Linked DNA regions of Homo sapiens: region 2 is linked to region 1. A link is an interaction called in ENCODE POLR2A ChIA-PET data of the cell type or tissue named here. Cell type or tissue: PC-9. All regions are shown on one strand. Each heading gives the region's core, and the rest is flanking DNA. Links, peaks and the distances in the headings are about the cores only. Region 1 holds the start of SSB (small RNA binding exonuclease protection factor La). Region 2 overlaps CFAP210 (cilia and flagella associated protein 210).

Region 1 (11,185 bases), core at 2,112-10,111:
CAACTACATTGCTGGTGTGAGTGAAAAATGATATGACCACTTTGGAAAGCTGTTTAGCAATATATATTAGAGCTAAACACACGCCTGCCCTGTGACCCATAATTTCATTCTTAGGCATACACCTAACAGAAATGAGTGCAGAAGACATGGAGAAGAACGTTCAGAATAGCTTTATTCATAACAGCAAAAAACTAGAAACAACAAAATGGTCAGAAACAGAAGAATGGGCCAGACGTCGTGGCTCACTCCTGTAATCCCAGCACTTTGGGAGGCCAAGGTGGATGGATCCCTTGAGGTCAGAAGTTTGAAACAAGCCTGGCCAACATGGCAAAACCCTGTCTCTACTTAAAACAGTACAAAAATTAGCCATGCATGGTGGCAGGCACCTATAATCCCAGCTACTTGGGATATTGAGGCACGAGAATCACTTGAACCCAGGGGGGTAGAGGTTGCGGTGAGCCGAGATTGCGCCACTGCACTCTAGCCTGTGCAACAGAGTGAGCCTCTGTCTCAAAAAAAGGAAAAGAAATGGAAGAATGGATAAATCAGTTGTGGTATGTGCGTATACCACATGTTGTGGACTGTTTGTAGTTCCCCAAAATTCATACATTGACATCCTAACCTCCAGTGGGATGGTATTAGGAAGTGGGGCCTTTGGGAGGTAATAAGATCATGATGGTAGAATTCTACCTCATGAATGGGATTTAGTGCCTTGTAAGAAGAGACTGGAGAGTTTACTTCCTTTCTGCTTTTCACCATGTAAGGATACATGAAGAAGATGGCCATCTGCAAACCAGGAAGCAGGTCATCATGAGACACCAGATCTAACAGCATCTTGATCTTGGACTTCTCAGCCTTCAAAACTGCGAGCAATAAATTTCTGTTGTTTAAGACACCCAGTCTATGATATTTTGTTATAGCTGTCCAAACTGAGACCCAGATATATACATACTACATGACCTAGAACAGGCAAAGCTAATCAATGGTAGTTACTTTTAAGGAGGGTATTGACTGAGAGAGGAGCCCAAAGGAACTTTCTGGAGTGCTGAAATGTTCTATATCTCAATCTGGATGGTAATTACAAGGTGGTGTTCACTTGTGAAACTTCATTGAGCACTTAAAATTCATGCACCTTATAGTTTGTGTGATATAATTCAATTAAAAAAATGTTTAGCCCCCAAAGGCCCTTCTTTTCTCTTTATCTGTCACAGTTATTTTATTTTACATGAAGTCTTGGTAAAGAATCTGTGCTGTTTTATCAACTTCCATGTACTGTCTTCTATAGAAGATCTACTTATCATTTTATGCATGCTGATCTCGTCCACTTGCCAAATATAGCAAATTGACCCAAGTAAATTTGGCTGTTCACAATTATTAGATAATTTAGAGGATAGTGGAGGTCACCAATTGTTAGACATAGGGGTGGGCTCTAGGTCTCCCCTTAATAACCTCACTTTCATATGACTTATTACAATGAAGGAAGTTTTTGTAGACAAGATTCACCTTCAAACATCTATTAGCAAGAAAACACAAAAGTAGTCCTACAATCTATTCCCAAAATTCAGGGAGACCCTAGATTTCTGGCTTTTAGGCAATCTGATATTCATCTTGCGCGCGCGCGTGCGCGCGCACACACACACACACACACACACACAGAAATAGAAAAACTTAGCAAGCCTAGCAGCCTTCAGAGTGGTACTCTTGGCCTGGAGTTTTGATTTAGTTGAGTTTTCTGCCCCTTAGTGATGAATTCTCTCAATTGCCCTAACCAAAAGTCTAAAATATTATAATCATCTGCCTTGAATAATTTTTCATGGATTTTTTTCCCCCTCGCATTTAAAGTCCAGGTTAGAATGATAAGTCCATTCTACGAAGCCATCAGAGTTGGTATGGAACTACAGGATGTTGGGACTTGGCTTCCTTCTATCTTGCTGCTTTGCCACACCTATGGTGTTTCCTTCATTTGCTTGGTCCAGTTTTGCTCATCATCCACATCTAGCTAGTTGAAGAAAAGAGAAAGTGAGGTAAGAGAATAAATTCATTGCATTTAAGAATTACCTGGAAGTTGCACACATCACTTCCACTCATGTCTCATAGGCCAGACATTGTCTTACTAAGCTTCAAGGAAGGCTGGAAAAATGTAGTTTTTATTTCTGATTGGCCATACATTTTGTTGAAAGCCACAGGTGATTTTATTATTATATAGGAAGGAGAGAGCCAAGAGATAAGTGACAGTATCTGCCACAATGACAAAATTGGTTTAGGTCAGCTTGCAAATCTTCTGTCTTAGTCTGTTTTGTGTTGCTATAAATGAATACCCGAGGCTGGATAATTTTTTTTAAAAGAGGTTTATTTGGCTCACAATTTCGCAGGCTGTACAAGAAGCATGACACCCACCAGCATCTTCTTGGCTCCCAGTAAGGGCTTTTCTGCTGAGTCAAACATGGTGGAAAAGGTCAAAGAGAAGCAGGCATGTGTGAAGAAAGACCAAATCTGAGGGGCACCCTGGTATAACAACCCATTGTTTCATAACAACCCATTCTCATGGGAACTAACCCATTCCTCTGAGAGCCAATCAGAAGGGAAAGTTACTGGCTACTACAAGAACAGCACCAAGCCACTCATAAGGGATCCATCCTCATGACCCATACACAATCCATAGCATCTTCTCAGCAATATGTACTCAGTTGGTCCCTCCTTCCTTGAAACATTCCACTCTTTAGCTTCTATGGTGCCATATTTTCATAGCACCTCTCAGGGTCTGCTTATTCTAGCTGCTGTACAGGCTTCTCTTCTTTTATTCATTATCCAAAAAATTCGAATGCTAGAGGGGTCAGTCTGGGATCCTCCCATCTTTGTTGTCTATACTCTTTTTAGGAGAGCTCATATAATGACATGACTTAAAATGTCTGCTATATACTAATAGTTCCAAAATTTATATCTTTAACCCTGACTTCTTCAAACTCATACCAACTGCCTACTTGACATCTTTACCTTGATGTCTAATAAGCATTTCAACCTGAAACTGAGGGCTAACCTGATTTGGCCCACCAAACTTAACTTGTCTCATTTGTTTTTAGTTAATTTTAAAAGCTACATATTTAATAGCTAAAAGTCATGTAGCTAAGCAATATATACATAAAATTCCATTAGCTTCCTTACAGATTACATATCTGAGATATAGGTCACCATGGTAATGGTTGCTTGTTTTTCAGGAACTTAGAGTTAGCTCTTGTCCAGCTTAAGCCAGCTGAGACCAACAACTCTTCAACTGGGCCTGCATGAGTGTCCAATGGGTGACCTTTTGGCATCACAGGACCAAGAGCTCCACCCTCAGATCATGCTAAAGCTGCAATTTTGTGGACATGTGTCCTATGAAGAGCTATGAAGCTTGACTATGCTTGTGCACAGCACCAGTTGCCTCACTGTTTCTTACCCCAATTACCTTTCCCCATGCCTCAGACCACCTTGCTCCTTTATCCCGTAAATACCCTAAAACCCCATCTTTGGGAGCTGGATTTGAGATCTGTTCTCCTGTCTCCTCACTTGGCTGCTTCATGAATAAACCCTTTCTCTGCAGCAAAATTTGATGTCTCAGTGATTGGGCATATTGTGCAACAGGCAGAACAAGCCCAATTCAGTAACAAAACCAAATCTTCAAAATAGAGCAATGCTATTACCCTAGACTAAATGTTCTTAATATGAGGCTGGGAGCAGTAACCAGCCTCATAATTAAGAAGCTGTTTCGAAATGTAGGTGGGATTTTTCATTGTCACAGTGACTGGGGGTTGCTACTTATATTTCTTCTGAAATCTCTTTTTAAACTCAGCATTATGTTTGTGAAATTTATCAATGTCAATTCATGTAGATCTAGTTTATTTTTCTCACTGTATAGAATTTCATTATTTAATTATATCACAATTTAATTTAGTTACCCATTCTTTTGTGGTGAACATTTAGTTGATTTCCAGTTCCCTAAATTTACAAACCATATTGCTATGAATATTCTTTTTTTTTTTTTTTTTTTTTTAGCGACGGAGTCTTGCTCTGTCATCCAGGCTGGAGTGCAGTGGCATGATCTTGGCTCACTGCAATCTCCGCCTCCCAGGTTCAAGCAAGTCTCCTGCCTCAGCCTCCCAAGTAGCTGGGATTACAGGCACGTGCCACCATGCCTGGCTAATTTTCGTATTTTTAGTAGAGACGGGGTTTCACCATGTTGGCCAGGCTGGTCTCAAACTCTTGACCTTGTGATCTACTCTCCTCAGCCTCCCAAAGTGCTGGGATTACAGGCATGAGCCACTGCACCCCGCCCGAATATGCTTGAACATGTTTTCTTGTGTACAGATGTGAACATTGCTCTAGAGTATAATCTTTTTTTTTTTAATGAGACAGAGTCTTACTCTTGTCGCCCAGGCTGGAGTGCAATGGCGCGATCTTGACTCTCTGCAACCTCCACCTCCCAGGTTCAAGCAATTCTCCTGCTTCAGCCTCCCTAGTAGCTGGGATTACAGGCATGCACCACCATGCCTGGCTAATTTTTGTATTTTTAGTAGAAACAGGGTTTCACCATGTTGGCCAGGCTGGGAGTATATTCTTTAGAGTGGACTTTCTGCACCATCAGCTATGCACATCTTAAACTTTAATAGATATTATCAATTTGTTCTCAAAGTAATTGTACTAAGTGTATACCCAGAAAGATGGTCTTTTAGTGTACTGACTTACAAAGTTATGCTATGAGAGATGGATACCAGTATGAGAGAGAGTCCTCTCCTAGGTACTGTAAATGAAACATGAAGCTTCCTGGTCTGCCGCCAGGAATTCATTTTCCTCAGAGGGTGTGTCTGCATGGAACTCTGCTTCTGGAAGGGAACGAGGGAGAAAAAGAAAAGATAAGAAAAGGGTTGGACATGGTGGCTCATGCCTGTAATCCCAGCACTTTAGGAGGCTGAGGCGGGTGGATCACCTGAGGCCAGGAGTTCGAGACCAACCTGGCCAACATGGCGAAGCGCTGACTCTACTAAAAATAAAAAAATTAGCCAGGCATGGTGGCGGGCGCCTGTAATCCCAGCTACTCAGGAGGCTGAGGCAGGAGAATCACTTGAACCTGGGAGGCAGAGGTTGCAGTGAGCCGAGGTGGTGCCACTGCGCTCCAGCCTGGGCGACAGAGGGAGACTGTCTAAAAAAAAAGAAGAAGAAAGAAAAAGATAAAAAAGAAAAGACAAGAAAGGGAGAGCAAAGGACCAGGGACCTGATGAGAACATGAAATAAATGTTTTTTTTGCCGGTGTGACTTCTGATAATAGGCTGTACTGCAGTTCTGCCCAGATGTTGTGGGACATGAAGAAGCAGTTATATTTGTTTAGGTGGCTCTGTCTCTAGGCAGATTCTGACTCTTCTTTCTATTCCCAGTGTTAAGCCTCCATACCAGGACATTAACAGGCATGTAATAAACAGTTAGCTGAATGGATGAATGAGAGTACCCTGACACTGATATTATTTGTTCTGTTAAATACATATATTCTCACTGACTTGATCAAAACAAGAATTAAGGTTTCAATTGTGTCTGGCATAAAATAGAGAGTAGATAAATATTCTTTGAGTGGATAAAAGATAATCTAATTAATTTGAATTTAAACTACCTGAGCACAACCCTGTTAAATATGTTTTTTCTCATTGGCCTTAAGAAAAGAAAAAAGAGCCCAGAGCAGTTTGAACTATGTGAGGTATGCGGAATTTATCAGGCACAGAGAGATATGAGTTTGGGACTTCAGTCATGTCCCTACACCCCTGTATTAGTTAGTTCTCATACTGCAATAAAGACATACCCAAGACTCGGTAATTCATAAAGAAAAGAGGTTTAATTGACTCATAGTTCCGCATGTCTGGGGAGACCTCAGGAAATTTACAATCATGGTGGAAGGGGAAGAGGCATGTCTTACACAGTGGCAGGTGAGAGGGAGCGAGCAAGAGCAGGGAAAACTGCCCTATAAAACCACCAGGAGAACAGCATGGGGGAAACCATCCCCATGATCCAGTCACCTCCCACCCTGTGTGTGGTTCCTCCCCTCCACACTTGGGGATTATGGGGATTACAATTCGAGATGAGATTTGTGTGGGGACACAGAACCAAACTATATCAGTCGCCATGCTTGGGGGGCAATTGTTTCAAGTCACTTTGTCCCTTACTACCTGCTTCATCCATTTTCATGTTCTTCGAATTTGTGATACAAAGAAGAATGTATAGCCAATCAATAGCTTGTTATTGTAATGTAAGTTATCGGTAAACAATTTAGGAACTGCCTCTTCTTTTTTCTTTAAAAGCTACTTGTAAGTGCTGCTAATCAGAGCATATATTCAGGGCAATTTGAATCCATGCTCTCATGTGGCAGTCCTCAAACTTGGCTCAAATAAACTGTCTACTTATATTAATTTTGCCTCAGTTTTTCCCTTTAGGTTGACAATATTGCATCAAGTTGAATACTCACAGCAATTGTATGAACTAGGTAGTATTTATTACCGGCCCTATTTATACCTGAGGAACAGAGAAGTTGAACAACTTGTCCAAGATCACAGTTTCACAGCAGGAGGACCATTATTTGAAGCAGGCAGTCTGATTCCAGACACCCAGTTTTTACACGCTGTACTGTATTGTTTTCAAAACTCTAAGATTTCATGGATCTTTGATTTTTTTTTTAAATTTCACTTGTCCTTTTTTTTTTTTTGAGAACTACTACAACACGATGTGTGTGTGTATTCACACACATTTTTGGAAAATATCTGAAAAAAAACCCAAAGCACTTCACATGAATGGAGGGCCAAAGGAAGGGCTGGGGTACAGACGCCGTCCAGAAATACTTAAAAATAAATGTTTATACTAACACAAACTAGCAGCCATTCCCCTACAACCTGGAGTACTTTTTAACCCAATCTGTTTGGGATTGAGGGCGGGACTCCAGGGTCCCTGGGAGGCCCCGGCAGCCGCGCATGCTCAGAGCACAGGGACCGCTCCACCTCGTCCGTGGCCCTGCCCACCCAGGCCGCAAGAGCTGCCGGGACGGTCCCCATCTTCTTGGAGCGCTTTAGGCTGGCCGGCGGCGCTGGGAGGTGGAGTCGTTGCTGTTGCTGTTTGTGAGCCTGTGGCGCGGCTTCTGTGGGCCGGAACCTTAAAGGTGAGTAACTCTCGGTGGCTAATGAGAAGCTACAAAAGGGTCCGCTTTGCTGGTGCGCGACTGCGCGTTTCCGTTCTTTACTGCTTCTCGCGGCGTCCGTCCGCCCCTCGCCTTCCTCACGTTCAGGCCGAGCGCCGCGTGGGCCGCAGCCGGAGGCGGCGGAGCCGAGGGGGCGCGGGCGGCGGCGAGGCTGCCCCCGCGAGGAATGCGGGATCCTGGGGTTCCCCGCACGTGGCTGGTGCCCAGGCAGTTCCGCGGTTGCTTAGAGACGGGACTGTGGCTGCCCTCATCCCCATTGCGTCTTTTTTTTTTTTTTTTTTTTTTACCTCCACCGCCTTCTAGTCTCACCGAAGGCTTGTGGCCATCTCTGTAAAGTTTCTGGGGAGGTGGGCACGGGGTAAACGCCGGAGGGTTCTGTGGAGCCTATGGGACTGACTGGAGGCCAAAGAACTTTGGGCCGCAGATGTACACCAGCGTCACTCTTTTGGTCTGTTAGGGCCTTCATCGCTCACATCAGGTTTCAGTGTGAAACGGGAAAACGTGGGTAATATTTCATTTACAGTCGTACATTCTGGAAAAGTATCTGATGAAACGCAGTTCCAAAATTAGGCCAAATAGGTTTTGCAGGGTCTAAATAGTTATTTTATTTCATCGTTTGCTTTGTAGGGGGCCCTAGATCACGGTAGTAACTTAGGAGTGTAGATTGTGATAGACAAGACAATGCATAAAATTGAGTAATTTCTCTAGGGGGATGTGGATCACACAGTACCCCGTTGCAAGTGCTTCCTATGTGTATCCATGGTATCGAATGCAATTGCAGTGTGTCAGGGGATGCTTCCAGGAAGTGTACCTACATCAGTTCATAACTAGAGTCAACTAATGGCAATATTCTCGATGATTTGTTCACATAACTTTTGTACAGTTGGGATGACTGGGTGGCTTAGTAGAGTCCTGGAGGCAAGTACTTTGTAAGTAGAAGACTTGGTTTGTAATTTCTAGCAAACTAATAGCACAGCTTCCTTTTTTCATTGCAGTGCTAATGTCAGGAATACGAAACAGGAAACTGGCTATCCAATGTATTAGTAAATTAGTAGGCATACTCCCCAGTTTAATGTTGTGTTAGTATGACCACATTCTCCCATTTTTGTTTTCGTATGTTCCTTAGCATAGAGTATCTAAGGAACTGTAACATTTTTCACCTTAAAGTTATGATGTCTAACTTGGTAACAAGGTTTGGGTAAGTCAGTTGTGACTACATTTTAAAAGAAATGAGGCCGGGCGCGGTGGCTCACACCTGTAATCCCAGCACTTTGGGAGGCCGAGGCGGGTGGATCGCCAGAGGTCAGGAGTTCAAGACCAGTCTGACCAACATGGTGAAACCCCGTCTCTACTAAAAATACAAAAATTAGTCAGCCGCAGCCGTGGTGGTGGGCGCCTGTAATCCCAGCTACTCAGGAGGCGAAGGCGGAATCGCTGGAACCTGGGAGGCAGAGGTTGCAGTGAGCCGAGATCGCACCATTGCACTCCAGCCTGGGCAACAAAAGCGAGACTCCGTCTCAAAAAAAAAAAAAAAAAAAGAGGTGAACCCATACCAAACAAATGCACAGAGAGCCATGGTAATATACAGATAGATAGTTATCTGTTTAAAACTGGAAATGGTTGGTAAGTGATTGGAGTTTTTTTCCCTAAAGCTTGCTTGACCAGCTAAGTGAAGATAAACAGTTTCTTGTTATAGAAGATGGGGTAGTGATTTACTGAAAGACAAGTTTTTTATAGTTTTTAGATTTTTTCATCACTTATTCCAAAGTGTTGCTTTGTTGAGATATTTGAGAACTGAGTAAAGAAACTGAACCCGTGAAAATAGAAATTCTTGATTTTTTAAGAAAACGGGATATTAATACTTTGTAAACATTATCTTTCTATTCTTGAGTTTTATATAAAAAATAACTTTATGCTAATTTGGGAAATTTTACAGATAGCCGCAATGGCTGAAAATGGTGATAATGAAAAGATGGCTGCCCTGGAGGCCAAAATCTGTCATCAAATTGAGGTATGATTCCTGTGCTATAAACTGCAAAAACAAGTTCCTTGAAAGAAAATACAGAAAGAACATTTAATTCTAGTACATGGACATATTCAACATTTGGTTTGCCTTTGATTCTTAGATGAACATATAATAGCATACAGTTTTATATTGGTGGAGCCAGGTTGTGAAACTTAAGATGTACAAACATTTCAAAAGGTAACACTATAAACTAGAGTTACTTAATCTTTTTAAAATTTTAGTTTCATAGTCTCATATAAAATTTTAGCTTCATAGTCTCATATAAAATGAGAATAATAGTAGTTCCCTCCTCATAAGGTAGTTTGGAGGATTAGTGAATATAATGTTAAGTACTTAGAAGAATTCCTGACACATAAGTAACATAAAAGTCCTTGGTAAAGTACCTTCCCTGTTAAATAACACTATATTTTTGATGATCTTAGTTTTTTTCTGCCCAGTCAGTTCTCAGCTATTGTAACTTTAATATAGTTTTTTTTTTTTTTTTTTTTTTTGAGATGGAGTCTCACTCTGTTGGCCACGCTGGAGTGCAGTGGCACTATCCTGGCTCACTACAACAGTATTGGCTCACTGCAGCCTCTGCCTCCTGGGTTCAAATGATTCTCCTGCCTCAGCCTCCCAAATAGCTGGGACTACAGGAGCACGCCACCACACCTGGCTAATTTTTGTATTTTTAGTAGCGACAGGGTTTCACCATGTTGGCCAGGCTGGTCTCGAACTCCAGACCTCAGGTGATCTGCCCACCTCAGCCTCCCAAAGTGCTGGGATTACAGGTGTGAGCCACTGTGCCCAGCCAGTAACTTTAATATAGTATCTGTTTTCAAAACCCTCTTAGCATTTTTTCAAATTTAGGTATTATGTTTATGTTAACGTAATACCTCAAGTGATCCGTAGTACCTTTGCAGTACTGATGCAGGAGGATGGCTTGAGTCCAGGAGTTAGAGACCAGCCTGGGCAACATGATGAGGCCCCATCTCTACAAAAAAATTTTAAAAATTAGCTGAGTGTGTTAGCAGTTTACCTGTAGTCCTAGCTACTTGGGAAGCTGAGGTGGGAGGATTGATGGAGCCCAGAAGGTAGAGGCTGCAGTGGCTGTGATCATACCACTGCACTCCAGCCTGGATGACAGAGCGAGACACTGTTTCAGGGGGCGAGGGGAAGAAACTTGAGAGTCTTCGTGAGCATACTCTGGCTGGGGAGGCTGCCTGATTTGCAAATCGTTCTTTGTTCAATTAAACTCAAAAAGAAAAAAACCTTAAAATCTTTACAATATCGATAATGGTTGCATGGGAAATTATCTCTAAACTTAGGTTCTTGCTAAGAACCCCTCAGATCATATTGTTTGGTGTGGGGTTTTTCTGCAATTCTCAGAACTGCTTTTTTTTTTTTTTTAAGCTGCACGTCTCTGCATTTAAAATGTCTCATGTTCCTTTTTTTGGTATTAATTTCTTTATGACTATGAGGAGAAAAATTAGAAATTATTCATTCTGTGTTTAATACTTAGAACAATACTAAGATGTATATAGAAAAGGTTGTATCTCTCCCACAACCTGCTAACTCTCAAATCCTACTCTTCTGAGGTTATCAAGGTTAAAAGCTTTTGACACTTTGCTTCATGCTCATACTAATTTTTTTAGTGGACCTTATATTTTACAACAGTTCTAGGTTTACAGCAAAATTGAGCAGAAGGTACAGAGATTTTCCATATATCCCCTGCCTCCACACAAGCATAGTGCCTTCACCTTTTAAAACATCCCCCACCAGAGTGGTACATTTCTAACAATTTTATTTCCTTCCCTTTCCCCCGCTAAATATAGGATGCATTTTTGTGGAGAAAAGTTTTGTAATCAATAATCTTTTCATTCTCCTCTTTAATATGAAGGATGTTTCTAATTTTTTTAGCTGTAATCATTCTTTGACAAATATTCTTATATATAAATCTTAGTAAACATGTT
Region 2 (11,185 bases), core at 971-8,970, 130 kb before region 1:
TTTATTATTTATTTTCTTCTACTAATTTTGCACTTGGTTTGTGTCTAGGGATTTTGGGTTTGGTTTGCTCTTGCTTTTCTAGTTCTTTAAGATGCCTCATTAGGTTGCTTATTTTATATATATATATATATTTTTTTTTTTTTCTTTGAGACAGAGTCTTGCTCTATTGCCCAGGCTGGAGTGCAGTGGCACGATCTTGACTCACTGCAACCTCCACTTAGGGCTCAAGCAATCCTCCAGCCTCAGCCTCCTGAGTAGCTGGGACCACAGGCGTGCACCACCCTGCCTGGCTATTTTTTGTATTTTTTGTGGAGACAGGGTTTCACCATGTTGGCCAGGCTGGTCTCGAACTCCTGAGCTCAAAGAGATCTGCCTGCCTTAGCCTCCCAAAGTGCTAGGATTATAGGCATGAGCCACTACGCCTGGCCTGATGGTACATTATTAATCCTTATACAACTCAATGTTCTTCTATAATAGCTGAAATCATTCTGTATAGCAGGATTTGTCATCCTGAGTTCATCAAACCAGAGTGTGAAATGAAGAACTTCTGAAAACTCTTTAGCAGAAGCCTGTTCTTGCACTAGATGCTGGGTGGGAGAATATGGCGTACTTGTCAAGGCTCCCTGAAGACCTTTTAATGCTGCTTCTAACCGCTGAGACAATTCATAAAATTTCTTTAATTTGCCTCCCAGTGGAACAAATGCACCCCATGCCTTCTCTTGCAACTTCTCATCTGCTGGCTGCTGGATTACCTCTTGTATTTCATGGTCATCTCCTCTGTATGACTGTAAGTCCTCCAAGATGCCGTTTGCATCTTTTAATACTACATTCACCTAATTAATTATAAATTTCCTTTTCAGATTCTGTAGGCTGGGCATTTTCAGGCACTGCTTGTAATTCTATCCTTATCCTTTTATCCTCCTCTTGAACCTCCAAGCACTCTCAGCCCCTCTCCTCTGCCCTCCAGGGGCTGAGCTGCACAGACAGCTCCTCAGCAGTGCTAGGGGAAGCCCCAGGCCTGGAGCTAGAGAGCAGTGGCACTGGGACGAGAAGACCCTTCAAACATGCCCCTGTGGTGAACTGCGACAAAAATATTACCATTTGTGGAGCACATATTAATGGCACAACAGACACCAAACATAAATCACCCCATTCATTCCTCACAACTCTCAAGAAAATATATTCATTGTTTTAAAATCTCATTTTCTCTTCTCTCTTTCTTGTTCATGCATGAGAGCACATGCACATAAAACCACAGCAAATATAGCTATCCCAAAAGGATGCACTCCCTTAGAAACCCAACTTAATAGCAACTTGTTTTCTACTCCACTTTTTTTTAAATATTAAAAGTTAGGCATTTGCAGGCACAGAAAGACAAATATATTATGTTCTCACTCATTATGTGTGAGCTAAAAAGTGATCTAGTGGAGGCAGGGACTAGAATGACAGTTATTCTATCAGAAGCTGGTAAGGATGTGGAGACACAGTGGGGATGTACAAACTTACAGTTAGATATAAGGAATAAGTTCTAGTGTTTGATAGCCTAGTGGGGGGACTATAGTTAACAACAATATATTGTACATTTCAAAATAACTAGAAGATTTGAAATGTTCCCAACACGAAGAAATGATAAATGTTCAAGGTGACAGATAACCTAAATTCCCTTACTTGATCATTACATAATGTATGCATGGGTCAAAATACCACATGTACTCCATAAACATGTACAAATATATTATGTATCAATTTTAAAAGTTGGGCATTTGACTTTGAACCTTTTTGGAACTTTTGCCCTTTCAACTTACAAGAAACCGTCTCCTGCTTTCATGCATCTCTTCTCTTTTCTTTTCTAGTTTTTTTCTCATTTCAATTTCATATAATGCATTCTGTCGCTTTATTTCCTCAGCATCTTTTTCTTCATATTTTTTCCTTCTTTCCTCTTCTTCCTCATGTTCCTTTATTCTAAAGCAAAAACATAATTATAATTGAGAACAAAGCAGAAAAATAGGTTATATTTTTAAGAAATGAATTCAATTCCAACCTGGAATGAGTTGAAGCTGCAAGGAAAAATCTGTGAATTTCTTTGGGGGAAAAGAACAGACATTAAATAGCAGTGACTAAAACTAATCCAATCTTGGTTAACCTAGAATTGGCAATACTTTCCTTGCTTCAAAATTTATTTCATTACTCACCCAAGTAAGTGTTCTTTTCCTTTAGAAAGAACCAGTTAATGGGATGACAGTAAGAAGAAATGGTGACATTATTTTACAGAAAGGTTCCTAATCCCTAGTGCTTCCCAACTTCAGCCCTAGATGATGCTACATAAGCCATGGGCCTAGCCTCTCAAGGAATGCAGTTTGATGGAATGAAAGGAAGAAAGGTCTCCTTACTCAACTGACCACTTGGGTTGTAATTCTTTCTGTAGCCAGTATTGACTAGCTGATAATTTCTTCTGAATTGTGAGCCTCCCTGGCTATCTTTCAGAACACATGTGTGAGTTCCTCAGAGATCCCTGAGGGTCCTCCTCACTGCAGAGCCCTGATCTGAGTGATTTAGCTCCAGCTCCATCTCTTCAGCTCACCCCTAAACCCCACCACTATCGCTACCAGGAGCTCCCACACTAAGCAGTTGATTAAAGACTCCAGGTCTCAAAGGCCCTTCATCCAGCAGCCAAACCTCTGCATACTGGCAAGACAGCGCAAGTCCAAGTTGTCTCCTTGCCCATGGAAAACTCACGCATCCTTGCTAGCCAATCAACAATATACAGGCTTTCTCACTACTCTATCTGCCCTCTCTCTCTTTTTTTTTTTTTTCCTGAAAAGGTAGGCATAGGGCAGGTCGACAACCCACCTAAATAGATGAATGTCTGAGGAATAAACCTTTCTTTCTTTAAAAAAATTTTTTTCTATAGAAATGGGGTCTTGCTATGTTGCCCAGGCTGGTCTCAAACTCCTGGACTGAAGCAATCCTCCCGCCTAAGCCTCCCAAAGTGTTGGGATTACAGGCATGAGCCAATGTACCCAGCCAACCTTTCTTTCATATGCACCCAATCGAGAAAACATTTTTTACTGGAGTCCCCTCACTCAGGTTCAGGGAAGGGAAAATTCCCTTCCCCTATGCCATGGAGGACTGTACAGTTAAGTGAGCCAACAAGTTCACTTTGTTACTGTTAAGCCAATTCAGGACAGGAGATTCCTACTTGATTCATCTGTGCAGAATAATAAGCTTTAGAGTCAGATTCACTCTCTTTAGGAGGAGGTAAGAAAAAGATCACTGTTGGCCAATGCTAAACCAGGTTTACGATTGCCCTAAAAATAATAATAAAAAAAAAAAACCAAGCTTCCAGAATTTTGTTAGAATTATTTAATATTTTATATCTACCAATCTCCTAGAAGCAAACTCACAAGTCAACAATCAAGATTTGAAGAACATGTCTGGGCGCAGTGGCTCACGCCTGTAATCCCAGCACTTTGGGAGGCCAAGGCGGGCGGATCACCTGAGGTCAGGAGTTTGAGACCAGCCTGGCCAACATAATGAAACCCCAACTCTACTAAAAAAAAAAAAAAAAAAAAAATTTGGCCGGATGTGGTGGTGCCCACCTGTAGACCCAGCTACTTGGGAGGCTGAGGCAGGAAATTGCTTGAACCTGGGTGGCAGAGATTGCAGAGACCTGAGATCACGCCACTGCACTCTGGCCTGAGTGGGAGCAAGACCCTGTCTCAAAAACAAAAAAAAAGATTTGAAGAACATTGTAAAAAGAGATTCATCCAATTCTAAGACCAGAAGCTTTCAAAGTTTTTAAATTGCTACTTTAAGGGAAAACAAGAAGATACTTTAAAATTTTTCAGCTTTAGCATTTCTTAGCAAATCTGGAAATCACTAACATTATAACTATGCATCCATTGGATAATGCATCATTTCAGCAAAAAATTTACCTATTCTAAGAATAATAACAAAAATGTCTCTAAAGTCAGTTAAAATGTAATATATTGCCAGTGACTTACATAATAATTTACAATAATTAAAAATTTAATTAGCTGTCAAAAGGGACTTTTTCCTTAGTTTGGGTAGTTTGAATAGACTTGTCATCTATATGCCATTAATTTGGTTTAATGCAAAGTTAACTTGTTGAAGTAAATTTGAGATCCTCTAGTTCAAGGAAGAAACACATAACATTCATATCATTACTTCCAGCTCCCATTCCCAAAGCAGAGTCAGCAACCAGCACAAAACTCTTTCCTGCTGATTCTTGGTCCTTCTCAAACAATGCATTGGGAAGCCTCCACCAGGCAATCAGAGTTGAATATGTCAACGCCTTGCTCTTCCTGAGTCAGCTCCTTGCTATCCTTGATTCACATTCTGAAGATTCCAAATCTGTACTTATCTAGCACAGATCTGATTCTTGGGCTTATATAGATGTTGTATAGTTCTCCTGTAAAAGCAAGAAAGACCACTACCCAAAATTTGGTTCAGATGTCCAGACTGATGACACTACATCCCAAGAAAACTTGGTAGAAAGTATTACTCACATGAGGGACTCCTGGGAAGAGCTGGGCAGGCACAAGTAGGTCTTGATTGCTTTGGACAAAGCAGAGGGAAGTGGGACTGAGGAAAAGTTTCTGAGCAGGAGGGATTTAAATTAAGCACTTGTGCCAAAAGAGGAGGAGGAGAGTTCCAGGAGCCTTCTTATCAGCCTGTACAGATGTAGGGCCAAAAGGGAAGTGAGGGTGAGGCCTAAAAAAGAAGTCAGTAGTCAAACATCCAAACTGAGTTCTCTCTCTCTATTACAACAGACAGGTTTCATTCTTTCATTTTTAAAAACTGTTTTTTGAGACTGGTCTCACTCTGTCATCCAGGCTGGAGTGTAGTGGTACAATCATAGCTCACTGCAACCTCATAGTTCACTGCAACCTCAAACTCCTGGGTTCAAGTGATCCTTCTGCCTCAGGCTCCCAAGCTGGAACTACAGGCATGCATCACCACACCCAGCTAATTCCAGCTATTTTTTTTTTTTAAGAGAGACAGAGTTGTTGCAGGGGAAGGATGGCTATCTGGGCTATTGGCATGAGGGTAAAAGAATTTGCCAAGACAATTGTAGATAAAGAAAGGCAAATTTATTAGAAAAAGTATAAAAATACGTTGCCAGTGAGGCAATGGGCAGCCTACAACAGAGAGGCTGACTACAAGGAAACAAGGCTTGCTGGAGGTTTTATAGGATAGTGTTTATGCTGTATGCTGAGGAGGGCTTTGTGCAGTACTGATAACATCAAGGTTGCAGTGAGCTTGTGGTAGTTGAGTACAGGAAGATTGTGAATTATTTGTGCAGAAGGGCTATATGTCCTGAACCAGGAAGAAAGGCAGGCTTGTAGCTTATCTGCATCTTCTTTTGGCTTTTTCTTGCTCCCACCAGCCTGACTCCTTTTCCCTAATTAGGACTCCACAGGGGACTCACTATGTTACCCAGGATGGTCTTTGAACTCCTGGGCTCAAGTGATCCTCCCTGCTTGACCTCCCCAAACTGCTAGGATGATAGGCATGAGCCACCATGCCCAGCCTACCTTGATTCTTATAAAGACAACCCACTAGGCATCATCACCTGGCTATTACACAGGTACTTTACCTTCTCTATGTCTAAAACCAAATTCATCATCCTCCTCTTCTAAACTGATCCTTTTGGTCTCTTTTCTTTATTTTGGTGAACAGTACCACCATCTTTTCAGTTACCTATGCTAGGGACTTAAGAATTATACCTAACTCTTCTCTAATCCTTAGACCTCTCATTCATTTACCTAGTATTTATTGAATTTCTACTACAATGATAAAACAGACATGGCTCACTCAAGAAGCTCGAATTCTAGTGAGGGAGACAAGAAAAAACAAACAAACAAATAAAGTACAGGCATACCTCAGAGATATTGTGGGCTTGGTTCCAAACTAGTGCAATAAAATGAATATCTCAATAAAGTAAGTCACTCAAATCTCAATAAAGTATAGTCACTCAAGCCCACAATATCTCTGAGGTATGCCTGTACTTTATTTGTTTGTTTGTTTTTGCTTGTCTCCTTCACTAGAATTCGAGCTTCTTGAGTGAGCCATGTCATCTACATCTACTGATGTAGCCATTCCATCTACTTCAGGCTTTTGAAGGCTGAAGTGGCTGTGGCAATTTATTAAAATAAGACAATGAAGTTTGCCATATTCATTGACTCTTCACAGAAGATTTCTCTGTAGTACGTAATGCTGTTGGATGGCATTTAACCCACAGTAGGACTTCTTTCAAAATTAGAGTCAATCCTCTCCACCTGCTGCTGCTTTATCAACTAAGTTTATATAATATTCTAAATCCTTTGCTGCCATTTGAATGGTTTTCACAGCATCTTCACCCACAGTAGATTCCATCTCAAGAAACCACTTTCTTTGCTCATCCGTAAGAATCAGCTTCTCATCCATTCAAGTTTTATCATGAGATTGCAGCAATTCACTCACATCTTCAGGCTCCACTTCTAATTCTAGTTATCTTGCTATTGACACCACATCTGCAGTTACTTTCTCCACTGAAGTCTTGAACCCCTCAAAGTCATCCATGAAGTTTGGAATCAACTTCTTCCAAACTCTTATTAATGTTGATATTTTAACCTTCTCCCATGAATCACAAATTTTCTTTTTTCTTTTTTTTTTTTTTTGATGGAGTTTCACTCTTGTTGCCCAGGCTGGAGTGCAATGGCGCAATCTCGGCTCACTGCAACCTCTGCCCCCCGGGTTCAAGAGATTCTCCTGCCTCAGCCTCCTGAGTAGCTAGGATTACAGGTGCCCGCCACCATGCCTGGCTAATTTTTGTATTTTTAGTACAGACAGCGTTTCACCATGTTGGCCAGGCTGGTCTCGAACTCCTGACCTCAGGTGATCCAACCACCTCGGCCTCCCAAAGTGCTGGGATTACAGGCATGAGCCACTGTGCCTGGCCCAAATGTTCTTAATGGCAACTGGAATGGTGAATCCTTTCCAGAAGGTTTTCAATTTACTTTCCCCAGATCCATTAGAGGAATCATTATCTATGGCAGCTACAGTCTTATGAAATGCATTTCTTTAACAGTAAGACTTGAAAGTCTAAATTACTCCTTGATCCATGGGCTGCAGAATGGACGTTATGTTAACAGCCATGAAAACAACATTAATCTCTTGTATATCTCCATCAGAACTTATTACTGCTCATTGACAATGACCAGGTGCATTGTCAATGAGCAGTAATATTTTGAAAGGAATATTTTTTTCTGAGCAGCAGATGTCAATAGTGGGCTTAAAATATTCAGTAAGCCTTGCTGTAAACACGTGTGATGTCATCTTAGCTTTGTAGTTCCATTTCAGAGCCCAGGCAGAGAAGATTTAACATAATTCTTAAGGGTCCTAGGATTTTTAGAATGGTAAATGAGCAATGGCTTCAACTTAAAGTCACCAGCTACATTAGCTGCTAACAAGGGAGTCAGTCTGCCCTTTGAAGCTTTAAAGCCAGGCATTGATTTCTCTTCTAGCTATGAAAGTCCTAGATGGCATTTTCTTCCAATGTAAGACTGCTTCATCTACACTGGAAATCTGTTGTTTAGTGTGGCCACCTTCATCAATGATTTTAGCCAGATCTTCTGGATAACTTGCTGCAGCTTTTACATTAGCACTTGATGCTTCACCTTGTACATTTATGTTATGGAGGCAGCTTCTTTCCTCAAACCTCATGAACCAACTTCTGCTAGCTTCAGGTTTTTCTTCTGCAGTGTCTGTACCTCTCCAGCCATCACAGACTTGAAGAGAGTTAGGACCTCATTCTGGATTAGGCTTTGGCTTAAGGGAATGTCAGGGCTGGTTTGAGCTTCTATCCAAACCATTAGAATTTTCTCCATATCAGCAGTAAGGCTGTTTGGCTCTCTTATCATTTGTTTGTTCACTAGAGTAGCACTTTTAATTTCCTTCAAGAACTTTTCCTTTCCATTCACAGCTTGGCTGTTTGGTGGAAGAGACTCAGCTTTCAGCCTATTTTGGCTTTTGACATGTCTTCCTCACTAAGTTTAATCATTTCTAGCTTTTGATTTCAAGTGAGAGACGTGCAACTCTTCCTTTCATTTGAATACTTAGAGGCTATTATAAGGTTATTAATTGGCCTGATTTCAATATTGTTGTGTCTCAGGGAAGAAGGAGGCCCAAGGAAAGAGAGAGAGATAGGAGAACAGTGCTTGGTAGAGCAGTCAGAACACACAAAATATTCCTCAATTAAGTTTGCCATCTTATATGGGTACAGTTCGTGGCACCCCAAAACATTACAATAGTAACATCAAAGATCACTGATCACAGATCACCATAATAGATACAGTAATATTGAGGAATTTGAAATACAGCGAGAGTTACCAAAATGTGACACAGAGACATAAAGTGACATGCTGTTGAACAAATGGTGCTGATAAATTCGCTCAATGCAGGGTTGCCACAAATCTTCGATTTGTAAAAAACACAATATCTGCAAAGTACAATAAAGCAAAGCACAATCAAACAAGGTATGTCTATAAATAGACAATGTAATTACAAATCGTAGTGTTTTTTAAAAAATAAGAGACTAAGTAAAAGAGTAATAATTGAGGTACTTAGATAACTTTGACCAAAGTTGAACTCTAAGACAGGAAGGCCTCTCTGAGCTGGTAAGAGGTCCACAGATGAAGAATGGAAGGGTAAAATTCCAGACCATAGAGAAAACATGAGGCAAGCAAGAGCTTGGTAGATGTTCGAGGCCCTGGAAGATCAGTATAATGGAGGCATCATAACTAAGAGGAAGGACTGGTAAGAGAGGAGGTTGCGAAGTAGGCAGGCCAGATCATACAGAGCCTTGGAGGGGATGTCAAATTTCCATTTTATTTTAAGTTGAATGGAAAGCCATTGAAGTGCTTAAGGTAGAATAATAATATGATCAATTTTCATCTTGATAAAATATCTCTGGATGATAAGTAAAGAAGAATTTGGCAAATAAATAATGTGAGGCCAATTAAGAGACTGATACAACAACCCATGTGAATACATGAGAGTGGCCTGGACTAGATGATGGCAGTAAATTCATGATTTGTTTTGGAGAAAAAAATCAACATGAATTGCTGAGAGATCTGATGTGGAAGATAAAGGAAAATGAGGAATCAAGGTGAATTATTAGGTTTCTGGTTTGAAAAACTGGTTGGATAAAGATGCCGCTGGAGGAGGCGGAGCTTGCAGTGAGACAAGATCGCACCACTGCACTCCAGTCTGGGCGACACAGCGAGACTCCGTCTTAAAAAAAAAAAAAAAAAAATGCCGCTGGAAACGCTGGAAATCAATAATTCTGTGTAGACATTTTAAGTTTGAGATACTATGAGACATTGAAATGGAGATACCATGGAAGCAGCTGGATATGTGAAGCTGGGGTTCAAAGGGATGGTCTAGACTAGAGTTATCAGATTTAGGATGGCACTTACATCTGTAAAATGGATGAGATCACTTAAGCCCTCTTCTCTCTTTCTACTCTTTCCCTAAATAATCTTTATCTAGGAAAAAGTGATGCAAACTATCCTATGACCATTTTTTCTTTTTTTGTGTGTGAAGCTGATGGGATTAACAGACAGTAATTAGTGAGTTTTTTCTTAAGCAAAGTCTATGTGTCTGTTCCTAGAGGAAGCCTTACCTATATATAGAAGAAAGAAGACCTATACAGTGTCTATAGCTACGGTGTTAAGTTTCTTTTTAATAATTATGTGTAAGATTCCTGGTCAAAATCCCTCTATTTTGGGATTTTGGTGTCACTGTGGTATCTTATTTGTCTTATCGCCGTCACACCCACTGGGCTATGAGTCACACAAAGACTCTTATACTAGTCAAAGCCCCACAGTAGCATAGGATAGATTGTTTAGAAAGCATGTGAAAATTTTCACTTTCAGGCACAGGGCCAGCAGCTGTGCAATATGTTTCAGTTTTATATTGCTGAATAACTAATTACTCTAAAACTTAATAGCTTAAAACAATGAACACTTATTATCTCATACCATTCCTGAGAGTCAGAAACCTGGGAGTGACTTAGTTGGATGGTTCTCAACTAATGTTGTAGTCAAGATGTCAGTTGAAGCAGTAGTCATCCAAGGGCTTAAATGAGCCTGGAGAATCCACTGTCACATATTTGGTGTCAGGATACCTCAGGTCCTTGCCACATGGACCTCTCCATTGATCTGCTTGAGTATCCTTACACCACAGCAGTTAGGTTCCCCAATGAGCAATCCATGGGAGACAGCAAGGAGGAAGCCACATTGCCTTTAGTATCCTAAGCTTAGATGTCACACACCATTATTTCTGACACATTCTATTTCTTGGAAATGAGTTACTATGTATAGCCACACTTAAGAGGGAGATAAATTGGGCTCCATCCTCTGAAGGAAGGAGTATCAAAGAACGTATGGAAATATTTTAAATCACCGCAAGGTAGCACTTGGTAATACAATTAATAGGGCATGCAAAAAGAGACTTGCCCCTTGGTAATCTGCAATTTCCATTTCTTTGTGATTAAAATAATTAAAATACGGTCTCTGCCCAAAGAAGACAGTCATTCCAAATTTTGGCAGGCCTTAAGGCACATGACCTACAAAAGACACCATGAGCCGATCCTAGCCTATCTCTCCAACCTTATCTTTCACAATGCCCCCTTTGTCTTTTATACTACAGCCATCTTGACTACTTGGAGTTCTCCAAATCCACCATATTCTATCCCACTCTGGGCCTTCACTTGTGCTTAAAATACCTCTACAGCCCACTTTTAGCATGGCTTATTACTATTCATTCTTTGAAATTAGGCGCAGGAACCAGTTTCTTCTGCAAAGCCTTCTCTAGACTGGGTCAGATACTCATTTTACATGCTTCCACACACCCTCTACACATATTTGCCAAAATATTTATCATTACATTCTAATTATTTGTTCCATTTCTGTACTCTCCACTCCCAGATTCTGAACTTCTTTTTGAGATGGAGTGTCGCTCTTGTTGCCCAGGCTGGAGTACAATGGCACGATCTTGGCTCACTTCAACCTTCGCCTCCCAGGTTCAAGCAATTCTCTTGCCTCAGCCTCCTGAGTAGCTAAGATTACAGGCATGTGCCACCATGCTTGGCTAATTTTGTATTTTTTTAGTAGAGACA

Evidence for each region. ChIA-PET counts read pairs that join two places held together with the same protein. Peaks named below come from ENCODE experiments on the same cell type or tissue, not always from the same donor. Only the 100,000 strongest peaks of a DNase experiment are listed, where the experiment ranks them.
Region 2: POLR2A ChIA-PET joins it to region 1 with 10 read pairs; 4 of 35 experiments call an interaction of 5 or more read pairs at or near these places.

The regions. Positions count from the first base shown.
Region 1 is chr2:169,791,809-169,802,993 of GRCh38, forward strand. It overlaps SSB (small RNA binding exonuclease protection factor La), which reads left to right and starts at 7,063. Exons shown (of 12, transcript NM_003142.5): 1 at 7,063-7,168; 2 at 9,144-9,218. The coding sequence starts at 9,153. It overlaps LOC124907905 (a long non-coding RNA gene), which reads left to right and starts at 1,843. Exons shown (of 2, transcript XR_007087290.1): 1 at 1,843-2,024; 2 at 3,216-3,585. RefSeq lists an enhancer at 6,846-7,346 and a silencer at 7,298-7,497. In PC-9, for the core only: no CTCF peak of the experiment used is centred there; a DNase peak (open chromatin) is centred at 7,063; H3K4me3 peaks cover 2,195 bases; H3K27ac peaks cover 1,527 bases.
Region 2 is chr2:169,660,475-169,671,659 of GRCh38, forward strand. CFAP210 (cilia and flagella associated protein 210) reads right to left here. Exons shown (of 9, transcript NM_001085447.2): 5 at 1,806-1,962. It also overlaps the pseudogene LOC100421474. Among named protein-coding and RNA genes, the nearest start is that of CFAP210, 28 kb to the right of the region's middle. In PC-9, for the core only: no CTCF peak of the experiment used is centred there; no DNase peak of the experiment used is centred there.